Linked DNA regions of Homo sapiens: region 1 is linked to region 2. A link is an interaction called in ENCODE POLR2A ChIA-PET data of the cell type or tissue named here. Cell type or tissue: Panc1. All regions are shown on one strand. Links, peaks and the distances in the headings refer to the core of each region. The heading gives the core; the rest is flanking DNA.

Evidence for each region. Peaks named below come from ENCODE experiments on the same cell type or tissue, not always from the same donor. Only the 100,000 strongest peaks of a DNase experiment are listed, where the experiment ranks them.
Region 1: POLR2A ChIA-PET joins it to region 2 with 6 read pairs; 2 of 35 experiments call an interaction of 5 or more read pairs at or near these places.

Annotation. Positions count from the first base shown.
Region 1 is chr3:126,218,869-126,224,261 of GRCh38, reverse strand. All of the region lies in intron 1 of LOC124909426 (a long non-coding RNA gene), which reads right to left. Among named protein-coding and RNA genes, the nearest start is that of ALDH1L1, 41 kb to the right of the region's middle. In Panc1, for the core only: no CTCF peak of the experiment used is centred there; no DNase peak of the experiment used is centred there; H3K27me3 peaks cover 695 bases.
Region 2 is chr3:126,281,470-126,286,862 of GRCh38, reverse strand. All of the region lies in intron 2 of LOC107986124 (a long non-coding RNA gene), which reads right to left. Among named protein-coding and RNA genes, the nearest start is that of KLF15, 73 kb to the left of the region's middle. In Panc1, for the core only: no CTCF peak of the experiment used is centred there; a DNase peak (open chromatin) is centred at 2,332.

The DNA of each region.
Region 1 (5,393 bases), core at 290-5,289, 63 kb after region 2:
GGGCATTTAAACAGAAGTGGAATTGCTGCATCATATGGTAATTCTATTTTTAATTTTTTGAGGAACTGTTGTATTGTTTTCCACAATGGCTGCACCATTTTATATTCCTACTAACACTGCACATGAGGTCCTCCACATCGTTTCCAATTTGTTCTTTTTTTTCTTTTTTCTTTAAATAGTAGTCATTGTAATGAGTATGAGGTGATAGCTCAATGTGATTTTTATTTGAATTTCTCTGATGATTAGAGATGTTGCCATCTTTTCATTTGTTTCTTGGCCATTGGTAAATAATGTTAGGAGAAATATCTATTCAAGTCTTTTGATCATTTTTAAACCTGGTTGATTTCTTGTTGTTGAGTTATAACAGTTCTTTTGTAAATTCTGGCTATTAACCCCTTATCAGATATATGATTTGCCTGTTCACTCTGTTGATCTTATCCTTCGATAAACATTTGCAAAGTTTAACACAGTCCCATTTGCCTATTTTTGCTTTTGTTGCCTGTACTTGTGGTGTCATTATCCAAGAAATCATGCCAAGTACAATGTCATGAAGATTTTCCCCTGTAGTTTACTCTAGTTTTATAGTTTTAGGTATTACATCTTTAATCCATTTTACCTTAATTTTTGTATATGCTATAAGGGTCCAAATTTATTATTTTGCAGGTGGATATCCAGTTTTTTTCCTTAATGTGATTTCTTGAAAATACTTTCCCTTCTCCATTGAATGATCTTAGTACCCTTGCTGAAGTTCATTTGACCATACACGAGTGTTCATTTGGGGTCCTCTCTTCTATTCCATTGGTCTATTTGTCTGTTTTTATGTTGATAACACACAGTTTTGATTACTGGAGCTTTGCAGTATGTTTTAACATCAGGAATATCAGGGCTTGTGAGTCCAGCTTTGTTCTTCTTTTAAAATATTGTTTCAGCTATTTGGAATCTCTTGAGATTTCACATTAATTTTAGAATGACTTTTTCTATTTCTGCAAACAATGCCTTTGGGATTTTGATAAGGGTTGCATTGAATCTGTAGATCACTTTGGGTAGTACAGATATCTTAACAATATTGTCTTCCAACTTAAGAACACAAACTATCTTTCTATGTATTTAGTCTTCCTTAATTTCTTCCAGCAATATTTTACAGTTTTTAGTGTACAAGTCTTTCTCCTTCTTTAGAGTAGATTTATTACTAAATATGTCATTCTTTCAATGCTGTTGTAAATAGGATTTTTTTTAATTTCCTTTTTCAAGTTGTTCACTATTGCTGTATAGAAATGCAAGATTTTTGTTTGCTGATTTAAAATCCTGCAACCTTGCTGAATTTGTCTATTAATTCTAATAGTTTTTCTGTGTGTGAAAGCTTCTGGGTTTTCTACATAAAAAAACATGCCATCCGTGAGCAGAGATAATTTTATTTCTTCCTTTTCAATTGGATGCCCTTTATATATTTTTACTATCCAATTGCTCTGGCCAGGACTTCCAATGCCATATTTAATAGAAGTAGTGAGAGGGGAGATCCTTGCCTCATTCCTGATCTTAGAGGGAAAGCTTTCAGTTTTTCACTGTTGAGTATGATGTTAGCTATGGGCTTGTATAAACTGCCTTTAGTATGTTGAGGTGATTTACTTCTATTCCTATATTGTGGAGTGTTTTTATCATGAAGGGATGTTGACTCTTGTTAAACGTTTTTTCTGCAACAATTGAAATGATCATGTGGCTTTTGTTCTTCATTCTGTTAATGTGTTATAACTTTGATTCGTTTTCATAAGTTAAATCATCCTTGCATTCTAGGAATAAATTCCACTTTATTTAGGTCATGGTGTATAATCTTAATGTGCTTTGAATATTGTTTGCCAGTATTTTGCTGAGGATTTTGGCATCTACATTCATCAAGGACATTGGTCAGCAGTTTTCTTTTCTTTTTTTTTATATTTTTTATTTTTTTTTATTATTATACTTTAAGTTTTAGGGTACATGTGCACAATGTGCAGGTTAGTTACATATGTATACATGTGCCATGCTGGTGTGCTGCCCCATTAACTCGTCATTTAGCATTAGGTATATCTCCTAATGCTATCCCTCCCCCCTCCCCCCACCCCACAACAGTCCCCAGAGTGTGATGTTCCCCTTCCTGTGTCTATGTGTTCTCATTGTTCAATTCCCACCTATGAGTGAGAATATGCGGTGTTTGGTTTTTTGTTCTTGTGATAGTTTACTGAGAATGATGATTTCCAATTTCATCCATGTCCCTACAAAGGACATGAACTCATCATTTTTTATGGCTGCATAGTATTCCATGGTGTATATGTGCCACATTTTCTTAATCCAGTCTATCATTGTTGGACATTTGGGTTGGTTCCAAGTCTTTGCTATTGTGAATAGAGCCGCAATAAACATACGTGTGCATGTGTCTTTATAGCAGCATGATTTATAGTCCTTTGGGTATATACCCAGTAATGGGATGGCTGGGTAAAATGGTATTTCTAGTTCTAGATCCCTGAGGAATCGCCACACAATGGTTGAACTAGTTTACAGTCCCACCAATGTGTAAAAGTGTTCCTATTTCTCCACATCCTCTCCAGCACCTGTTGTTTCCTGACTTTTTAATGATTGCCATTCTAACTGGTGTGAGATGGTATCTCATTGTGGTTTTGATTTGCATTTCTCTGATGGCCAGTGATGGTGAGCATTTTTTCCTGCGCTACCTGACTTCAAACTATACTACAAGGCTAGAGTAACCAAAACAGCATGGTACTGGTACCAAAACAGAGATATAGATCAATGGAACAGAATAGAGCCCTCAGAAATACCGCCGCATATCTACAACTATCTGATCTTTGACAAACCTGAGAAAAACAAGAAATGGGGAAAGGATTCCCTATTTAATAAATGGTGCTGGGAAAACTGGCTAGCCATATGTAGAAAGCTGGATCCCTTCCTTACACCTTATAGAAAAATTAATTCAAGATGGATTAAAGATTTAAATGTTAGACCTAAAACCATAAAAACCCTAGAAGAAAACCTAGGCATTACCATTCAGGACATAGGCATGGGCAAGGACTTCATGTCTAAAACACCAAAAGCAATGGCAACAAAAGACAAAATTGACAAATGGGATCTAATTAAACTAAAGAGCCTCTGCACAGCAAAAGAAACTACCATCAGAGTAAACAGGCAACCTACAAAATGGGAGAAAATTTTTGCAACCTACTCATCGACAAAGAGCTAATATCCAGAATCTACAATGAACTCAAACAAATTTACAAGAAAAAAACAAACAACTCCATCAAAAAGTGGGCAAAGGACATGAACAGACACTTCTCAAAAGAAGACATTTATGCAGCCAAAAAACACAGTTTTCTTTTCTTGCAGTGTCTTTGTCTGGATTTGGTATCAGGGTTATGCTGACCTGTAAAGTAACCTAAGTATTCCCTCCTCTTTAATTTTTTGGAATAGTTTCAGGAGGATTGGTGTTAATTATTTTTAAATATTCTGTAGAATTCTCCAGTGAAGCCATCTGGTCCTGGACTTTTCTTTGTTGGAAGGTATTTGATTACTGATTCAATTTCCGTGCTTGTTATTGGTCTGTTCAGACTTTTCGTTTCTTCATGGTTCAGTCTTGGTAGGTTGTGTGTTTCTAGGAATGTGTTCATTTCTTTAGGTTATCAAGTTTGTGGAAATATAATTGTTCTTAGTATTCTCTTATAATCCTTTTTATTTCTGTGGCATCAGTTGTAATGTCCTTTCTGTGACTTCCGATTTTAGTTAGTTGAGTCACGTCTCTTTCTTTCTTAATTTAACTAAGGGGTTGTCCATTTTGTTGATTTTTTTTTTTTGAAACCGAATCTGGTTTCATTGATTTCACTTCTATTCTCTATTTTAATCATTTATGCTATAATCTTTATTTCCTTTCTTCTCTTAGCTTTAGCTTTAGTTGTTCTTTTTCTGCTTTCTTGAGATGTAAAGTTAGGTTGTTTATTTGAGATATTTCTTCTTTTTAATATAAGGCATGTATTGCTATCAACTTCCCTCTTAGCACTGCTATTGCTGTAGCCCATAAGTTTTGGTATGTTGTGTTTTCATTTTCACTTGTCCCAAGGTATTTTCTAATTTCCACTGTGACCTCTTCTTTGACCTATCGGCTGTTCAAGACTGTGTTAATTTATTTACACGTTTGTGGAGTTTCCAATTTTCCTTGTGCTATTGATTTCTAGTTTAATTTCCTTGTGATCGAAAAAGGATATTTTGTGTAATTTCAACCTTTTTGAATTTGTTAAGAGTTATTTTGTGACCTTATATGTTGCCTTTCCTGGAAAATGTTCCCTGAACACTTGAGAAGATTGTGTACTCTGCTGTTGTTGGGTGGAATCTTCTCTGTATGTCCGTTAGGTCCAATTGGTGTAAAATGTTTCAGTCTTCTATCTCATTATTGATCTTCTGCTTAGTTATTCTATCCATTATTGAATGTGAGGTATGGAAGTCTCCTACTATTATTGTGTTTCTGTCTATCTCCCTTCAGTTCTGTTAGTTTGCTTTATATGTTTAGGAGCTCTCTGGTTTGGTACCTAAATATTTTTTGTTATTATGTATTTTTGGTAAATTGACCCTTTTACCATTATACAATATCTTTTTTTGTCTCCTGTAACAGTTTTTGATTTAAAGTCTCTTTTGCCAGATATTGGTGTAGCAATTCCTGTTGTCTTTTGATTACCATTTGTATGAAATCTTTTTTCTATCCTTTCATTTTTAGGCTATTATATTTTCAGATCTAAAGTGAGTTTCTTGTAGACAGCATATAATTGTATCCTGTTTTTGAATACATTTAGCAAATCTATTTTTTTTTTTGAGACAGGGTCTTGATCAACTGTTGCCCAGGATGGAGTGCAGTGGTGAGACTGTGGCTCACTGCAGCCTGAATCTCCCAGGCTCAAGCAATCCTCACACCTAGCCTCCCCAGTAGCTGTGACTACAAGTGTGCACCACCACACCTGGCTAATTTTTAAAAATTTTTATAGTAATGGCAGTCTCACTATGTTACCAGGGCTGGTCTCAAACTCCTGGGCTAAAGCAATGTTCCTGCCTTGACCTCCCTACATGCTGATGTTACAGGTATGATATGCTGCGCCCAACCCAATCTGTATATTTTGTTTGTGGAGTTTAATTTGTTTACATTTAAAGTAATTATTTATAGGGAAGGACTTGATATTTTAGTTGTTTTATGGATCTTGTAACTTTTTTGTCCCTTCTTTCATCTCTTAGTGACTTCCTTTGTGTTTTATTGGTTTTCCACAGAAGACATAAAATTGAAAAGGTTTTACAACCAATTTAACACAGACTCCAGCCAATAATAATAGACCCTGGTTGTTCACCATCATACTATTGTACTGGTGTGC
Region 2 (5,393 bases), core at 152-5,151:
AACCCTCCTCTTGGCCAAAGGTATTCCAAAGTTAACCTGAAAAACTTGTTTAGGCCATGATGGGAAGAGGGGTGGTGGGACATGCCTCTTTATACCTGCCTCTCTTTTGGAATTCAGGAAAAGGTGACCAATGTTAACATCAACATAGACCTTAGTGTCTGATGAGAAATATTTACCAATTCTCTCTGAAGGCTGCTACTTGGAGGCTTCATCTGTGTCATAAAACCTAGGTCTCCACAACCTCTTATAGTAACCCAGACATTCCTTTCTATTGGAAATAACTCTTTCAAGCAATTAGCAGTCAGAAAATTCTTAAACTACCTATGACTGGGTGTGGTGGCTCACACCTGCAATCCCAACACTTTGGGAGGCTGAGGCGGGCAAATCACAAGGTCAGGAGTTCAAGACTAGCCTGGCCAACGTGGTGAAACCCCATCTCTACTAAAAATACAAAAAATTAGCTGGGCATGATGTGGGGGCGCCTGTAATCCCAGCTACTTGGGAGGCTGGGGCAGGAGAATTGCTTGAACCCAGTAGGTGGAGGTTGCAGTGAGCCAACATCATGCCACTGCACTCCACTCCGGGTGACAGTGCGAGATTCTGTCAAAAACAAAACAAAACAAAACAAAACAAAACAAAACAAAAAAACCTACCTGTGACCTGGAAGCCTCCACCTCCCCCTTTAAGTTTACTTATCATCAAGACCTCCTGAGGCTGTGTCACAGGTGTGTGTTCTTAACCTTGGCAAAATAAACTTTTTCTAAATTGATTGAGTCCTAACTCAGATATTTTTGAGTTCATATAGAATATGAAGAATCCACCAGGACAATAAAACAAAACAAGGCTTGTCCAGGGATTGTAGACATGGATCATTCTTGCAAGATCCATTACTGCTGGTCATTAGATTATTAGGCAAAGCAAGAGATTAGCGCCTCAAAAGGTTCTGAATAAGTATTTCATAATGTAATACCATATTTAGTATAAAAAGCTTTTGCTGGTTAGGAATAAAATATCCTTAATGAAACAAAAGGAATTTTACCAGAACCCAACAGGCATCACTATACTTTCAGGGAAAGACTTGAGTGGTATTAAATGCCTTTGAAAATCCAGTGGGGAACCTGGATGTTATACACACAAAAATAAATTTGTGGACATGCATTGAAAATTTTGTACAGATTTTCAAGGGGCTCATGGGGCTGCTTGAAGCCTTTTGGTGGCCCTCTTAGACATGTCTGGACCCTGGCTTCAGGTCTCTGAATTACAGGGGGTAAGCCAGAGTCACATGCAAGAGTGACGTACTCAGTTCTGTATTCAAATCCCAGCTCTGCACCCAGATGCGTAACTGTGGGCAACTTACTTAACCTAAACTTTGTACCTTTGCTTCCTCATCTGAAACTGTGGCTCACAATGGAACCCACTTCACAGTCATAAGGAGGATTTAATATTAATGTATGCAAAGCTCCTAGCATATAATAAGAGCTCAATAATGTGTAGCAATGGACTATTATTCAAAGGAAACACATCCTTTTGGGAATAAAATAAAGATTCCTGCCTCATCTGTCACTATTTCATATTGTATTTGAGATCCTAGACAATGAAATGAGTCTAGAAAATTATTTAAGCTGTAAATATTAATAATATAGATAAGAACCATTTTTACAAGTATAATTTTAACTCCTCAAATTTAAGAAAATAATATAAAAACTATTAGAATCAAGAAATGTTCAGTAAATTAAACAGATTTTCCATATAATAGAAATAATCATAAGATATAAAGGGGTATATTCTATCTCTCATAGCAACAAAAACTTAGAAATAAACTGAAACATAAATGTGATTCTAGTCAGGGCAGTAAGTGAAGAAAAATAAATAAGAAGCATCCAGATTGGAAAGGAAGAAGTAATGCTATCTTTATTCACAGATCACATAACTTGTATGTAGGAAATTCTAAGAAATCCACTAAAAAACTATTAGAACTAATAAAAGAGTTCAGCAAGTTTGCAGGATACAAGATAAATGAATATACAGTAATGTGCCACACAAAAACATTTGGTTAACAATGGATCGCATATACGATGAGGGTCCCATAAGATTATAGTGGAGCTGAAAAATTCCTACTGCCTAGTGACGTCGTAGCTGTCGTAATGTAGTAGCACAATGCATTACTCACCTGCCTATGGTGATGCTGGCGAAAACAAACCTGCCGTGCTTCCAGTCATTTCAAAGTCCAGCACACACAGTTATGTACAGAACATAGTGTTTGATAATGATAATAAACGATTATGCTACTGCTTTATTTACTATATTCTATTTTAATTGTGGTTTTTAGCATGTACTCCTTCTACTTATTTAAAAAAAAATAGCTGCTGTAAAACAGTCTCAGACAAGTCCTTCAGGAGGTATCCAGAAGAAGACACTGTCATCACACAGGAAATGACAGCTCTATGTGTCATAAAGCTGAACACCTTCCAGTGGGACAGAATGTGGAGGTGGAAGATGGTGATGTTGATGATCTTGGCCCTGTGTTAGCTTAGGCTAATGTGTGTGCGTGTTCTTCATTTTTAACAAAAAAGTTTAAATAGTAAAAAGAAAATAAAATCATTTTAAAATAGAAAAATACTTATAGAATAATAGACAATATTTTTATACAGCTGAACAATGTATTTGTGTTTTAGTCTGTGTTATTATAAGTTAAAAAGTTAAAAGAAAATTAAGTTTATACATTAAAAAAGATAGGTAAGTTTAATTTATTTAAAATATTTAAATATTTAATTTTTTTATTTTAAATATTTTTATTTTAAATATTTAAATATTTTAAATATTTTTATTTTAAATATTTAAATATTTTAAATATTTTTATTTTAAATATTTAAATATTTTAAATATTTTTATTTTACATATTTAAATATTTTAAATATTTTTATTTTACATATTTAATATTTTAAATATTTTTATTTTACATATTTAAATATTTTAAATATTTTAAAAATGAATTTAGTGTAACTTGAATGTACAGTGCTCATAAAGTCTACAGTAGTGCACAGTAGTGCCCGAGGCCTTCACATCCACTCACCACTCACTCACTGACTTGCCCAGAGCAACTTCCAGTCCTGGTAGCTCCATTGATGGTAAGTGCCTTATACAGGGGTACCATATCTTATCCGTTGTAATATATTTTTACTGCCCCTTTTCTATGTTTAGTTATGTTTACATACACAAATACCATTGTGTTACAATCACCTACAGTTTTCAGTATAGTAACATGCAGTATGGGTTTGTAGCCTAGGAGCAATAGGCTATATTGTACCATATAGTTTAGATGTGTAGTAGGCTAAATCATTCAGATTTGTGTAAGTACACTCTAAGGTGTTCACACAATGACAAAATCACCTAACATCACATTTCTCAGAATGTATCCCTGCGTTTAAGTGATGCATGACTGTACAAAACTTAGTTGTATTTCTATATGCTTGCAATGAACAATCTGAAAATAAAATAATGAAAACAATTCAATTTGTAATAGCATCTAAAGGAATAAAATGCTTACAAATAAACAAAAAGAAGTGTGTAAGGGTATTGAAAAAACATTATCATTTTCCCCCACTGTACTCTTACAATACAACACAGAATTCTTCTGTGAACAAATATATAAGGATTTCTCCCTACCAATCCACCAAGCAAATTTCGGCCAGATTCTCTAGTGGGCACCAGTTAGACGTTCTCTAATTCAATTAAATTCTGACTCTGTTTACCTAGAGATAGTGTTAGATTCCACAGATAGAGGGCTCAGCCCCACAAAACTACCTCCAATTCAGATACCTGGAACCCTGACTACAAACCAGGATTGCCATGACCTCCCTCCTTGGGGTCAATTAATTTGCTAGGATGGCTCACCAGAACTCAGGGAAGCACTTTCCCACATTTGCTGGTTTAGTATAAAGGACATTAAAAAGAACACAGATGAACAGCCAAATGAAGTATATGTAGAGTGAGGTATGTGGAAAGGTGTGCGGCAGTTTCATGCCCTCTCCAGGCATGACACCCTCCAGGAACCTCCATATGTTTAGCTATCTAGAAGCTCCCTGAACCCAGTCTTTCTACATTTTTAATAGAAGCTTCATTACATAGACATGGTTGATTAAATTGTTGGTCACTGTTGATCAACTTAACCTTCAGCTTCTCTCCCCTCTTTGGAGGTTGGGGGTGGGGCTGAAAAGTCCCAACCCTCTAATCATGCCCATGTTTTTCCTGTGATCACCCCCACATCTTCAAACTACTTAGGGGCTGCTATCCACCAGTCATCTCATTAGCATACAAAAGACATCCTTATCACGCTGGAGATTCTGAGGGTTTTAGGAGTTGTATGTCAGGAAATAGGACAAAAACTATATATATATATATATATATATATAAATATATTTATATATGTATATCACAATATCACAATGTAATGTGTAAAACTTATACTCAGAAAACTACAAAGCTTGGTTGAAAAAAATTGAAGAACTTAAAAATGGAAGGACATCCCATGTTCATGGATCGCATATGGTATAAGATGGCAATACTCTCCAAATTGTTCTACAGATTCAAGTCAATCCCTAGATTCTTTATAGATTTTGACAAATGGATCTAAAAATTAATGTGGAAACTCAAGTGACCCAAAATGGCAAGAAGATTTTGAAAAAGAAGAATGAAGTTGGAAGGCTTGCATTTCCTAGCTTCAAAACTTACTACAAACCTACAGTAATCAAGACCATGTGGTACCAGCGTAAGATTCAACAGAATAGAATTGAAAGTCCAGAAATAAACCCCATGTGTCTATGGTTAACTAATTTTTAATAAGGGTGCCAGGTACATTCAACAGGGAAGGAATAATCTCTTTAACAAATGATGCTGAAACAATGGAATACCCTAATGCAAAAGAATGTACTTGAACACTTACATCTTGCCATATACAAAAATTGACTCAAAATGGATCAAAGACCTAAATGTGAGTCCCAAACCTAAAACTCTGAAGAGAAAACACAGGGTAAATCTTCATGACTTTGTATTTGGCAATAGATTTTAAAATAAGACACCAACAGCATGAACAACAAGAGGAAAAATAGATACATTATACTTCATCTAAATCGAAAACCTTTCTGCCTCAAAGGACACTCTCAAGAAAGTGAAAAAAAATCCCACAGAATGGGTGAAAATATTTGCAAATCATATATTTGATAAGAAACTTGTATCTAGAATATATAAAGAACACAGCTCAATAATAAAAAGACAACCCAATTAAAAATGAATAAAGGATCTGAATAAACATTTTTTCAAAGAAGATATATAGATGTCTATTAAGCAAATGAAACAGTGATCAACATTATTAGACATCAGAGAAATCCAAATCA